Linked DNA regions of Homo sapiens: all the other regions are linked to region 1. A link is a contact called in ENCODE Hi-C or POLR2A ChIA-PET data. All regions are on one chromosome and are shown on one strand. Each heading gives the region's core, a stretch centred on a gene start or an enhancer-like site at or near the end of the contact. The rest is flanking DNA. Distances are from core to core; before and after follow the strand shown. Region 1 overlaps AOPEP (aminopeptidase O (putative)). Region 2 has its middle 16 kb from the start of FBP1. Region 3 overlaps FBP1 (fructose-bisphosphatase 1).

Evidence for each region. Hi-C counts contacts between places; a loop is a spot of excess contacts on that map. ChIA-PET counts read pairs that join two places held with the same protein, here RNA polymerase II (POLR2A). Pooled maps may share reads with other maps.
Region 2: a pooled map shows a loop between it and region 1 (2.8-fold over the local background). The contact joins two enhancer-like sites. A Hi-C loop is called at or near these places in 1 of 168 maps with a recorded cell type or tissue (mammary epithelial cell), 3 of 37 single-sample maps with no recorded cell type and 9 of 50 pooled maps. POLR2A ChIA-PET finds 5 or more read pairs at or near these places in 4 of 52 experiments (A549, Caco-2, HepG2 and 1 more).
Region 3: a loop to region 1 is called in a pooled map, with 2.2 times the contacts of the local background. The contact joins two enhancer-like sites. A Hi-C loop is called at or near these places in 1 of 50 pooled maps. POLR2A ChIA-PET finds 5 or more read pairs at or near these places in 2 of 52 experiments (PC-9 and activated T-cell).

What each region holds. Positions count from the first base shown.
Region 1 is chr9:95,002,053-95,006,001 of GRCh38, forward strand. It overlaps AOPEP (aminopeptidase O (putative)), which reads left to right. Exons shown (of 17, transcript NM_001193329.3): 12 at 3,106-3,168; 13 at 3,490-3,564. Among named protein-coding and RNA genes, the nearest start is that of AOPEP-AS1, 58 kb to the left of the region's middle. RefSeq lists silencers at 2,459-2,708, 2,719-2,908, 2,999-3,288. Within about 2 kb of position 2,104, at least 29 of the 41 ENCODE cell types and tissues checked have a DNase peak (open chromatin) inside an H3K27ac peak, as active enhancers do.
Region 2 is chr9:94,653,316-94,657,666 of GRCh38, forward strand. No RefSeq gene overlaps it. Among named protein-coding and RNA genes, the nearest start is that of FBP1, 16 kb to the left of the region's middle. Within about 2 kb of position 3,061, at least 9 of the 41 ENCODE cell types and tissues checked have a DNase peak (open chromatin) inside an H3K27ac peak, as active enhancers do.
Region 3 is chr9:94,601,751-94,605,673 of GRCh38, forward strand. FBP1 (fructose-bisphosphatase 1) reads right to left here. Exons shown (of 7, transcript NM_000507.4): 6 at 3,707-3,826; 7 at 1,383-1,822. The coding sequence ends at 1,631. Among named protein-coding and RNA genes, the nearest start is that of FBP2, 9.9 kb to the left of the region's middle. Within about 2 kb of position 1,686, at least 6 of the 41 ENCODE cell types and tissues checked have a DNase peak (open chromatin) inside an H3K27ac peak, as active enhancers do.

The DNA.
Region 1 (3,949 bases), core at 854-3,353:
ACAGGTGTGAGCCACCGTGCACAGCCTGTTTATAAAGTTACCCTGGCAATATAACTAATATCCCATGGTCTCCCTTTTGTAAAAATGTAAAATTCTAGCCTCTTTACAAATTAAGCATTTTAGTGGTGAAACAAACAGGAGGTAATTAGAAAGATATTCATTTTAAGACTTCTCCCCCTTGAAATTTTAGGTGTCCTTCATTTGTTCCTTTATCCTTCCATTCACTATATAACATATTTATTGAATTTCTAGTATATGCCAGGCAATGTTTCTGGTGGACTGAACAAAAATCAAGAACAAAAGATACGGGATCTCTTTCTTCTTGGGGCATAAAATCCAGCTGGGGAGAGAGACGTTCAGTACATTTTTAAAAGAGCTATAATAACTGAACATCACAGAGTGAGCCCTAATGTAAATTTGACTTTAGTGAATAATAATGTATCAATATTGGTTCCTCAGTTATAATAAATATACTAATGCAATATGTTAAATATGGGGAAGCTGGTGAGTGGGTACAAATATGGGAACTCTGCTTTCTGCTCAGTTTTTCTATAAACTTAAAACTGCTCTAAGAATCACTCTAAAGGAAATAAACAGAATGTTATTAGAAAGTATAGTGGAGTGACATAATTTGGACTGGGGAGTAAGGAAAGACCTTTCTGCAAAAGCGCTGCTTAAACCCAGAACTAGAGGATAAGTGGGCTACCACGCAAAGAAGAGATGGAAAAGCATTCTCAGTGAAGCAAAGTGGTATCATTTGAATTACCTTTGGACGTACCATTCTGGCTTCTCTGTGGAGGATGGATTCTGGGATGGCAATTGGGAGGAGAGTTGGGGGACAAAGGACAAACGAGACAAGAGGCAATTAGGATGGGTCACAGCTTTTGCTTCCTACTTAGCAAAATCCTAGAAGAGCAGAGTGACAGTAGGCTGTTTCCTTTGTTCAGCTCATGCCGGAAACCGTTAGGTTATCCATGATCTGGGTGCTAGGAAGAAAGGAGACTGTGTCAGTAGCAGAGCAAGACAGGGTTTCCAGGTCTCAGTTTCTAAGATCTTTCCAGTGGTTCAATGGGATTTATAGAATTAAGAATGTGTGTGTGTGTGTGTGTGTGTGCGCGCGCGCGCGCGTGTGTGACTGCAACCAGTTAAAAACTGCAAAGGGAAAAAACTTTTCAAATAACTAGTACCCAGCTGTTAACAACAGCTTTCATATAAGTCTGTAAGATTTAATTTGCAATAGTTGTCTTTATTCCTGTTACTGGACTATTGGAATTTATTTTGGATTTTGTTTCTTCCAAGACTGTATGTTGAAAAACTGTATTTAAGCAGAGCACTGTTTTAGTACATCAATATTGAATGGCTCATATCACAGTTTCTGGGGATCGTGAACTCCCAAGGAAAAAAATTCTAGTGGGTAAAAGGAAGTGCCTGCCAAGATAGATTTCTATTGATTGTGGAACTCTTATTAGCAGCATAAAAGGTTGAAGAGTTTAAAGTTCTCTTTCCCTTTAAAATTAAGCAGCTCAGAATAATCCACTTCACCATTTATAATTATTTACCTGCCTATGTGCAAGATTTCCAAACCATTAACTATTTATATATATTTCCTTTACAGTAAAAAATTGTATATGATGGCTGTACAGTCTATACTAAAAGATATAATAACACATTGAAAAATCTCTAGCAAATGAGCACACATTTCGTAGCACTTAGCTATTATAATAATGACGCAAAATGGTTAACACGTCTATTTATATTGCTCTCTAGATTTCAACTTTTTTGTATTCCTGGAAACAGTAAGAATCCCTCATTTGAGCAGACTTGTTGTTTGTTTTAGGAAATAGACATACATCATCCGTGTAATTTTAAGTAGTCCAGTTATGAATATGGAATGAAGGGATAAATTCCTGATGTCTCCATTAAGCTCCTCTGTGTAAAATACTCCATGGCAAAGTTGCTGCTATTTAAAGTAGTGAGTTTGATCTTGGCTTTGATCTAAACCTTTTGATCTTGAAAGAAGGATGGAGTAGCAATAAAGAGAGGGCAAGACAGATTTTCTTTAAAGAAATGTGATAAAGTTAAAGGGATGGTCAAGACCCAGCAAGCAACAGGACAACCCGACTCTCCGCCCCGGCCCGCCCTCACCGGCAGGCGGGTTCCAGCAACTGCTGATGCGGATGAGAAGGCCTTTGGCGGGTGGAGGAAAATCTTGGGGTATCGCACATTTTTATAAAGTAAGTGTAAACTTTCTCCCTAATTATGAAAACAGATTGACCCCTTCTTTTTAAATTCTACCCAGTGGTTCTGGGGGTCCACGGCAGTCTGAGGGCTGCGGGTCCACACTCGCGGGAGCGCGGGGCTGGGTTTCTCTGCGCCCTGGCCTCGCCCCCCGGGAGGTCACCTGCCGCTGCCCGGAGCCCCGAGGGGCCACTGGGAAACGTCTACTCGAGGGCGTAGAACCCGGTCCCGGAGAAAACTCCACTAGGAAAGTTACTTTCCCTGCGCGAAAGCCACCGGGACCAGGTTTCCGACTCCAGGAGCGCGCTACGCTGGCTACGGGCGGGGTTCCTTCCCCGCCACCGCTCCCTCCAGCCTGCGGCGGGCGGCGCGGGCCCCTCTCGCTGCCGGGAAGCCGCTCGCAGGGCGCGGAGCCGGGGGAGGGGTGGCGGGGGCAAGGTGCGCGGGGGCGCGGGGCGGCCGGAGCCCGGGGAGGGGTGGCGGGGGCAAGGTGCGCGGGGGCGCGGGGCGGCCGGAGCCCGGGAGCGGGAGCACGCCGTTCGTGGGGAGAACAATACAATGCCGGCGCGGGCGGGAGGGCGACCTGCGGGAGGCGGCGCGGCCGCTATACCTTTAAGGCAGGCCCCGCCCCCGCTCGGTGCCCGCCCGCCCGCCCGCGCCGCCGCCCAGGCCCCGCGCCCGCCGCCCGCGCCGCGCCTGAGGTGATGCGGACCCCGGGCGGGCGCAGGGCGCGGGCTCCGGCGCCGCCGCTGCGTCCTCCCCGGCCGCGGGCGAGGTACGGGGCGGGCACGCCGAGTTAGCGGGCGCGGGGCAGGGAGGCCGGGGCCGCTCCCGCGGTAAACTTGACTGTGTCCTCTTCCCCCGCAGCCGCTGCAGAGGGAGCGTCGCGCCGGGGCGGAGTGCGGGCTTGCGCGGCAAGTGCGCGCCGAGGTGAGTGCGGGCGGCGCGGTCCCTGCGCCCCGGTGGCGCCGGCGCGAGACCGCGGCTGGCGAGAGGCCCTGGCTCTGCGCTGCGGCGCGCGGGTGCGGGGACTACCCGCCAGGCTCCGGCTCGGGCGCGGGGAGCGGCCGTGACGAAGGTCGCGGCCCCTGCGGTGAGGCGCCCGGCGAGTTCCGCGGGCGGGCGCGGGTGGCCTCCCGAGGTGCGGGGAAGACCAGGTCGCGAGGCCGGGGGTCTCTGCTTTCTCGCGCTGGGGGATGGCCGTCAGGACCCTGTCGCCTTCTTTGAAATGCTGTGGTTTTTGAACCTCAGGTCACGAAATGGATTGGAGTGAACCGGAGACCCCGAAAACGGAAGCGCAGGGAGAAGGAAGAGGTGTTTGAAAAGGTAGGGGTTCCCGAGACGGTACTCGGTGCAGGTCTTGGTAAATCCGCTTCTGCCCCGTGAGGACCTGGTCATGACAATAGAGTAGTGTTTAATTTAAAAAGTTTTTGTTATAATAAACCATAGATTTAATATATGGGGAAATTCTACAGAAATATTGGTCGATAAGGCTAATGATCATTTATATAGTCTCATTAGGAGAGAGTAGCCCATGAAATTTGTTTCATGCTCATTAAATACAGCAATCGGACTTAAGTGGGTTCCATTATTATTTTAGATCAGCAGTGTTTATTATCTCAGTGTTAAGGTACCTCTGAAAAATGAAAAGTGTTCCGAATAAATCGCCCACAGTATTAGGTTTCCATGCTGTACTTTCTCTCACCTAGAC
Region 2 (4,351 bases), core at 1,811-4,310, 350 kb before region 1:
GAAGAATGTAGGCCCTCAGGAAATATTTGTCAAATGGTGACTGAAGTGGAGAGAGAGAGAGAGGGCAATGAGGCCGCCGCTTGTGAGGGCTCCAAGTGTTCGGAGGGAGTGGATTGTGCCTATTCAGTCACGCACCTTTGTCACTTGGGAAATGGCTGGCTCTGGCCTTGCACCTAGTGGGGGCTTCATAAATATTGGCAGGATTGAATTGAACTGAGTTGACGCACTCACCAGCTCCACTGGAAAATGTGTCTCGAGCTAGCACTTACTGAGCATGTAAAACTACGGGTCATTATGCTGAATGCTTCTCATGTGTTCACCCATTTAATCCTGAAGACACCATGAGATGGGCATTACTGTTCCATTTTTATAAACAAAGGAACCAGTCAGGGGCCCTGTGGGAAACAGATGGCACACTCAGGATGATTTCAGGAGAATTTCACAAAGGAATCCTCCACAACCATGTGGACGGGGGTGGGGGGAAGAAAGGCATAAGGGGCTGCGATGCCTCAGGGCTCACAGTGACTGCTGGGGGCTTCACTGCTACCCCTACGCTTGAAGTTTGCCAGAACCCCACACAGAGAGGGCAGAGTGGAGGAGCTGCCTGTCAGGAGCCAAGATGGCAGGTCGAGGGCTGTGGCCAGTCCAAGGTACCCCTGAGGGCACCAGAATAAAGTGTCCAGACTCGCTTTCCCTCTGAGGCTGTGCACTGACTGAACCCAGCTGGCAGCCCTGGGGCAGGGGAACCCTTGATGCCGTCCTGCGGGTCAGCCTCCCAGGGCCTCGAGCAGGTGGAGAAGGATGGAAAATGGACCTGGAGGTGCAAACAACCAGCACAAGTCCCAGAGCACAGTCCTCAGAGCTGGAGCCCCTCTCCAAGGCCCATCAAGAGCCATCTCCATAGTCCTCCAAGAGGACTGCTGTCCATGTACCGCCTTCTTGGAACAGAAATCAGAGAAGTCAGAGTTCTTCTCCATGCGAGTACTGACGAGTGGGTGCGCTGAGACTGAGTCATTGGCTAGAGCAGGAACTGGTGGGCAGTGATGCTGGGGAAGGAAGTACAGAGAGGACATGTCAGGTGGTCACCAGCCCAGCAACTCCCCATCACATGTGCCTCAGCACGTCCAGCCTAAGGGAGGGAGGGACAGTCGACCCAGACCTTGTCAGTCCACAGGCTGGAGGTAATTGAAATCCAGCCACTTTGATGGCAACTGCTATGGCCCTAGTCCTGTACTATAAAGCAGATCATCTGAGAACAAGAGAGCTCACCCAATGTCCATTTCACCTTGAATAAAATCTGGAGGCTGTGGCTCTGCTTACCCTCAACAGTCAGCTAGGGGCACTTCTCCAATGACACACCCCATGTCCTTAGACTTCCTCAGTGGCTCAATGTCTAACATGAGGAAGCGAGAACATGGACATCCCAACGCTTGTGTAATTGTAACGACTGTCTGCAAAGCACTTCAGTGTTCCCAAATGGAAAGATTCCCCGGAAGTAGAAAGAGCTATTATTGTCCATTATGAGCATTCTTTCTAGAATCTTCTTCTTTCTACCCTCAACTGTGGCTTTTTAGACTAGCAGACATCTGCCAAAAGCCACTAACCCAGAGACACTGATTCTATCAAACAGCACAGTGGGACAGTCACTCTCCCAACTTTCTTTCTTTTTCTTTTTTCTTTTTTTTTTTGAGACAGAGTTTCGCTCTTGTTGCCCAGGCTGGCGTGCAATAGTGCAATCTCGGTTCACCGCAACCTCCACCTCCTGGGTTCAAGCGATTCTCCTGCCTCAGCCTCCCGAGTAGCTGGGATTACAGGCATGTGCCACCGTATCCAGCTAATTTTTGTATTTTTGGGAGAGACAGGGTTTCTCCATGTTGGTCAGGCTTGTCTCAAATTCCCCACCTCGGGTGATCCACCCACCTCAGCCTCCCAAAGTGCTGGGATTACTGTCATGAGCCACCAGGCCCGGCCCCCAACTTTCTTAATAATTAAATCCAATCTCTTGCTAGACAGACTTTTTTGTTGTAGTGCCAAGGCTGCTTGAAATTTTCATTTTGCTGTCTAATTTGCATAAACTTGTAATCAATAAGTTTTTGCCCTATACTTGGCCCCTACTCCTACCGTAGTAAAATATTCGATGCATATTTTTCATGGAAATATTGAAGAAACATACATTCTCAGACAAGAAACATCAAATGTGGCCATTGCTTTTGTACCACTCAATATGCAACTCAGACTGGTTGAAATTTAGACCAAATGGTAACATCCAGAAGAAGATAGGACCACAGAGCTAAGGAGGGCTGCAGTGGGCTGAATATGGTGCCACTGCCCACAGTGTCCACCCAGAATCTGGGATGGTGGCCTTATTTGGGAAATGGGGTCTTTGAAGATGTAATCAAGTGAAGGCTGTTGCCATGTGATCATCCTGAATTACCCAGGTGAGCCCTAAACCCAATTACAAGTGTCCTCACAAGAGAAAGGCAGAGAGAGATTTGAAACACACAGAGCAGAAGGTGATGTGGAGGTGGGACAGAGACCCAGCGAAGCAGCCACATGCTGAGGAGCGCCTGGAGCTGGAGGAGGCAGGAGAGGACTCGTCCTGAGCCGTCAGAGGAAGGACAGCCCTGCCGCCACCTTCATTTCAGACTCGGCTTCCAGAACCGCAGGAGGACACAGTTCTGTGGCTATGAACCACCCGATTTGTGGTGCTTGGTTATGGCAGCCACAGGAAATGAATACAGAAACTATTCAAATCCCCTGGTTGAATTCCTTTATTTTACAGATGAGAAAAATAACAGCATTCGCAAGCGACACACAGTTTATGAAATGTTTTCACAGAGTGACCATGTTCAGTCTTCATAGCAATTCTGTGAGGTGGTAGTTTCTGCCTGTTAAAAGGAAAACTGAGGCAAACTACATTTAACAGAGTTTAATTGAGCAAAGAATGATATGGGAATCAGGCAGCCCCCTGACCAGAAGAGGTTCAGAGCGTCTCTGGTGCTGCCGTGTGGTGAGAGTCTTTACGGGCAGAGAACGGAAAGTGAAGCACAGAAAACAGAAGTGAGGCAGAGAAACAGCCTGATTGGCTACAGCTCAGCGTTGGCCTTACTCGAACACAGTTGGAAGACTTGGCCACCTGTGAGTGGTTGAAGTATGGTTGCTTGTCACAAGAGTAGGTTACAGCCCCTTTCACATCCAGTTAAGTGACAGTTCCCTTTGTGCAGAGAAGCCTTTAGCCACACAGGTCCCAAATGTAACATAACATTTGTTACACTTAAAATAAGTAAGGAGGCAGCTGTAGGCTAAATTTAACATGCCTGGGAGGAGGGAACTGAAGCTCAAACCAGAAGCAGCAGATAGATGGGTCTGCAAATTTCATGCGTTTTCCACCAGATCTCTGCCTGTGGCTCAGAGAGGTGTGGCAGCACAGCTACCTCACACAGCTGCTGAGAAACAGGCTTGGATACAGGTCTTTTTTTTCTCCCCACTTTTGCTTCAGATCTCTACCCAGGTATAACGAGCTGCATCTCAAGGTCAGAACGACTGAACAATAAAGAGGTTGGTTCAACAGATGACCTCAAAACTCATAACCTACATCCCGAAGCTAAAGAAAAACTTACGTCTCCAAAAAGAGGTGTAGTTAGCTGCAGGTTATTTGAATGAGCAGCACATGCTGTGCATTTGCTTTAAGATTCTCCAAACACGCAGAAAGCCAAGCTAATCCTCAGCGCTCCCATGCCAATCTGGTGTGGGGACCCTCCACTCCAGGCTGCCTTGTAGAATGCCTTATTGATGTGCGGCAAGGGGCACCCCATGAAAGTCCCAACAGCTCTGAAGGTAATGAGCAAATAATCCAGTTGAGCAAGCAATCAAAGAACAATAACAATTGTCTTGTGACAATACCCCCCAGTTTGTAATTAGTTAGCTTAAATTAGTTTAAATTCACTTCATTTGGAAGATTTTGCCTCTGAGGCAGGCCAAGGCTCTCTTTCAGAGGCCAATTAGATTAAATTAGAAGTGGCACATTAGCTGGGGAGACTTCATTCATTTTGGGTTTTTGCAGCCTTAATTATGATGCAGACACAGCTGGAGTCATCCTTTGGAGGGTTTTCTTGCTTCAGCAGGCACTGGAGGCGACTGGATTCCTGGGAGAGGTGCTTTCAGTGGCGTGTGTGGCCAACCAAGCCACCCAAGGCTACTTTGTCACCAGATTCTGCTCTTGGCCCATTCCCCCAGCTGCTGTGGGAGAGTCACAGGAAGTGAGGAATCCTAAGAAGATCTTCCTTTTTCAAAACAGCTTCATCAAGGTGCAATTAACAGACAAGAAACTGCACACACTGAAAATACACAC
Region 3 (3,923 bases), core at 436-2,935, 400 kb before region 1:
GAAAAGGCTCCCAGACCATATTTCTCTCCCTTCATGCTTTGAGAACCAGATGCCAGCTGAGTTACAAGAAGTTTAAAACTCAAGAGGTGCTTTGTGCGTCAGGGGACTTTCCCAGAGGGCAGCCCCAGCTGGAGTGGAGAAATATTGGCTTTGGGTCTGTCTGGTCAGTGGGCAGAAGCAGATCCAATGCTCAAGATCAATTTCCTGCTGGGAAAATGTGAAATGAATGGGGAGTGTTTGGAGGGGAAGAAGCAGGATTCACATACACACATGTTTTCAGTTCCCAAGTGGAATCATATGGATAGATCCATTTTATATCTAGAGCTCAAGGAGGGCCACAGGTGTTACTTAGTGCCTGACAGAGCTTGCCACGATCTTGGACTCTGGTCCAGTAAGACCAGGGTTAGCGGAGGGAGAAACTGTTTCTATAGAGAGTTTAGTGAGAAGCCTGCTTGCTTGCAACAAATTGCATTTCCTTAAACCCTGTTCTTGTAGTGAATCCTTTTTCTTATGGTAACTAGACTGTAGGAACTATTAGCCTTTGTGAGTTAAGTGCCGTGCTTTTATAGAAAAATCACCACTGGGTGGCTGGGCGCAGTGGCTCACACCTGTAATCCCAGCACTTTGGGAGGCTGAGGCAGGCAGATCATGAGGTCAGGAGTTTGAGACCAGCCTGGCCAATATGGTGAAACCCCGTCTCTACTAAAAATACAAAAATTAGCTGGGTGTGGTGATGGGTGCCTGTTATCCCAGCTACTCGGGAGGCTGAGGCAGGAGAATCGCTTGAACCCAGGAGGCAGAGGTTGCAGTGAGCCGAGATTGCGCCACTGCACTCCAGCCTGGGAGACAGAGTAAGACTCCGCGTCAAAAAAAAAAAAAAAAAAAAAGAAAGAAAGAAAGAAAGAAAAAGAAAAATCACCACTGGGTAAACAGTAAACTTTCACTTGGGATTCAGATGGTTACATCCATGTTTGGGAGGCCAGAGGGTCACATGCAGGTACCACCACTAAGCCATTAGCTCCCCCATTTCTAGGAGGGCGTGAGTCGCCATGTTCAGGCTGCATGGTTCCTCAGCTGCAATCCTGAACAAGGCTGGGGAATGATGGGCCAGGCCTGAACGGGACGACATGAAGGAGAAGCCGTATGCTGGCTCACAGTGGCCAGGCTGCCTGCATTCAGGTCCCCACTCTGCCACTCATTGGCTGGAAGCCTTGAGCCAATTACTTCACCTCTCCTCGTCCATTTTGTCATCTATAAAATGGATTATTCAGAGTATCTGATTCATTGGGTTATTGTGAAGATTAAATGAGTTATCTAATGTTATATGCATCAGCAGTTATTATTGTCATCATCATTATTATTTGACACAAAGCAAGGGAGACTTTTTTTTAAGGAGGAATAAGTTTATTTCTCCTCCATCCACTCAAAATATATCTTAACACCAGTGGCATTATGGAGACAGCATTTGGTTAGGGAGTGCCAAGCATTCTACAGCATTTGATGGTGGAAATAGTCATGCTTTTTATTTCTGCTCTCTAGGAATGTAAGGTGCACAGCAGGTCAGGGTACTGCTGTGTGAGACAAAAGGTCCAGGTAGAGGCAATTCTCCGGATGCAGGCAGGGCAGGTGCTCACTGGGCAGAGTGCTTCTCATACACCTTCAGGAACTCGAGCACGTCGTCGGGGGATCCCAAGATCACCGGCGCCCTCTGGTGAATGTCTGTGGGAATGACGTCTAACACGGCCTCCTTCCCAGTGGTGGCCATTCCCCCAGCCTTCTCCATGACGTAGGCCATGGGGTTGCATTCGTACAGCAGTCTCAGCTGGAAAACAAGACCGGGTAGCGGCCTCCTTGTATCAGAAGGTATTGCGTAAAAAAGAGACTTTTCTGCAGCAAAACATGCAGAGCTGGTGGGAGTTTCCAAGGGAACGAATACTGTATTTTTCCTTCCTGTGAGGCTGTAAAAGTTTCCTCCCACCCCAGGTTGCATCTGAGACAAAACAGTTAACCATTTGGTTAAATTCAACCATTCATCAAGCCAGTGCCAGCAATAGATTACCTGATGCAAATGTGAGACAGACCACCTGCATACTGGACAGAATGACATTTTGGCAGAAGCGATCATTGCCTTCTCTTTATACCATGGAAACTGGACTTAATGAGTGATTCTGTGTGTGTTGGATGGAGCTTCGCCTATTCTAAAAGCAATAAAAAAAATCCATGGTGGTGTCTGGCTACAGACATCTGGAAAGCAGACCGGCTCCTCCAAACAGTGTGATATTGTTTGCAACTCTGTGTGCATTCCTTTTACGATTCTCCGAAGGCTTTTGGGTTGGAATTCAGTGTATTATACGTCTTGGCATTCACCTTTAAATATTAACTTTTTTATTGTATGCCTTTTCATGCAGTCTGCCTACTGAGCGACAGCTTTCTGCAGGTGTTTCCTGAGTCTATTTCCACATAGGTGTCATGGCTAGTTTTGAAAAACCAAAAAAAAAAAGAAGGAGCCTCAATATTTGTGTTCAGGAACAATTTCGGGGGACTTTAGAGAAAAGTGCTGGAAAGCAGGCTAACCACACAGGTTGATATGCCCGAGGCAGCTACAGCTGGATGATGGTTTCAGTAAATAGAAATGCCTTCATTCTGGATGCCACATGCTGCAAACAGACCCAAATACATCCAAACACATAGGTTTTGTGTTTAAGGGAACTGTTGTTCCTGTTCTCCTCTTGCATTAAAAAAAAAAAAGGCAGCCACGCGTGGTGGCTCATGCCTGTAATCCCAGCACTTTGGGAGGCTGTGGCGGGTGGATCACTTGAGGTCAGAAGTTCAGGACCAGCCTGGTCAACAAGGTGAAACCCCGTCTCTACTAAAAATATAAAAATTAGTCGGGCGTGGTGGCGGGCACCTGTAATCCCAGCTACTCAGAATGCTGAGGCAGGAGAATCACTTGAACCCAGGAGGCAGAGGCTGCAGTGAGCTGAGATCGCGCCACTGCACTCCAGCCTGGGCGACGAGTAAGACTCTGCCTAAAAAGCCATCTGTCCACTGGGAAAACATAAGAAGGACACAATACTTGGGAAGGAAGCACACTGTCACCCTGGCAGAAGGAAAGCAGGGCAGCTCTGAGCGAGCGTGAGGGAGCACAGCCACCCTGCAGCCTGCTGGGAACACCATGGGCTTGGACTAGTGAGTCGGTGGTGACGGCTCACCTGAAAGCTCTAGGTTTCCCCAGAGATTCTTTCCTCCCCTAAAAGGTATCGTTTTCCAAGTAGTGGATGTTGACTCACTAGTTACCTCTGTTTTACACCTTTTGAAAGCAATCAAAGAAGACTTCTACTGAGGATACACATTTGATTCGCTGCCTTGGAAGTGAGGCTGGGTTGTTTCATTTCACTTTATGAATGGAATTCATTTTGCCCCAGCCAAGCCCTGTATCCACTGGAAGCCCTAAGGACTTTCAGTCCTCGTCCTGACCGTTCATTCTCTTTTGCCATAGCACTGGAAGGGCTCTCAAGAGACTATTTTTATCTTTAGTTGATATCGTCTGGCTTTACCTTTAATCCACAAAAGAATATGCTACAGACACACGTAGCAACCTAGCATGGAGCGTAATAGCTAGCAAAACCTTTCTTCTTCCTAAACTAAATCGCGTGGGCTGCAAGTGAAATCTGCTCCTCACTCCCTCTCCAGGGGACACCCTTACCTTTCCATTGGGGCTCTTCTTGTTAGCGGGGTACAGAAATATCCCTCCGTAGACCAGAGTGCGATGAACATCAGCCACCATGGAGCCCACATACCGGGCCCCATAAGGAGCTGAATTATCCTGCAAGTTAAGACCAGCAAGAATTAGGATTGCAGAAAATAAGAAAGAGAGTTTTCTTGGTGTCTCCTAAGTTTCTTTGATTCCACATCCATTCACC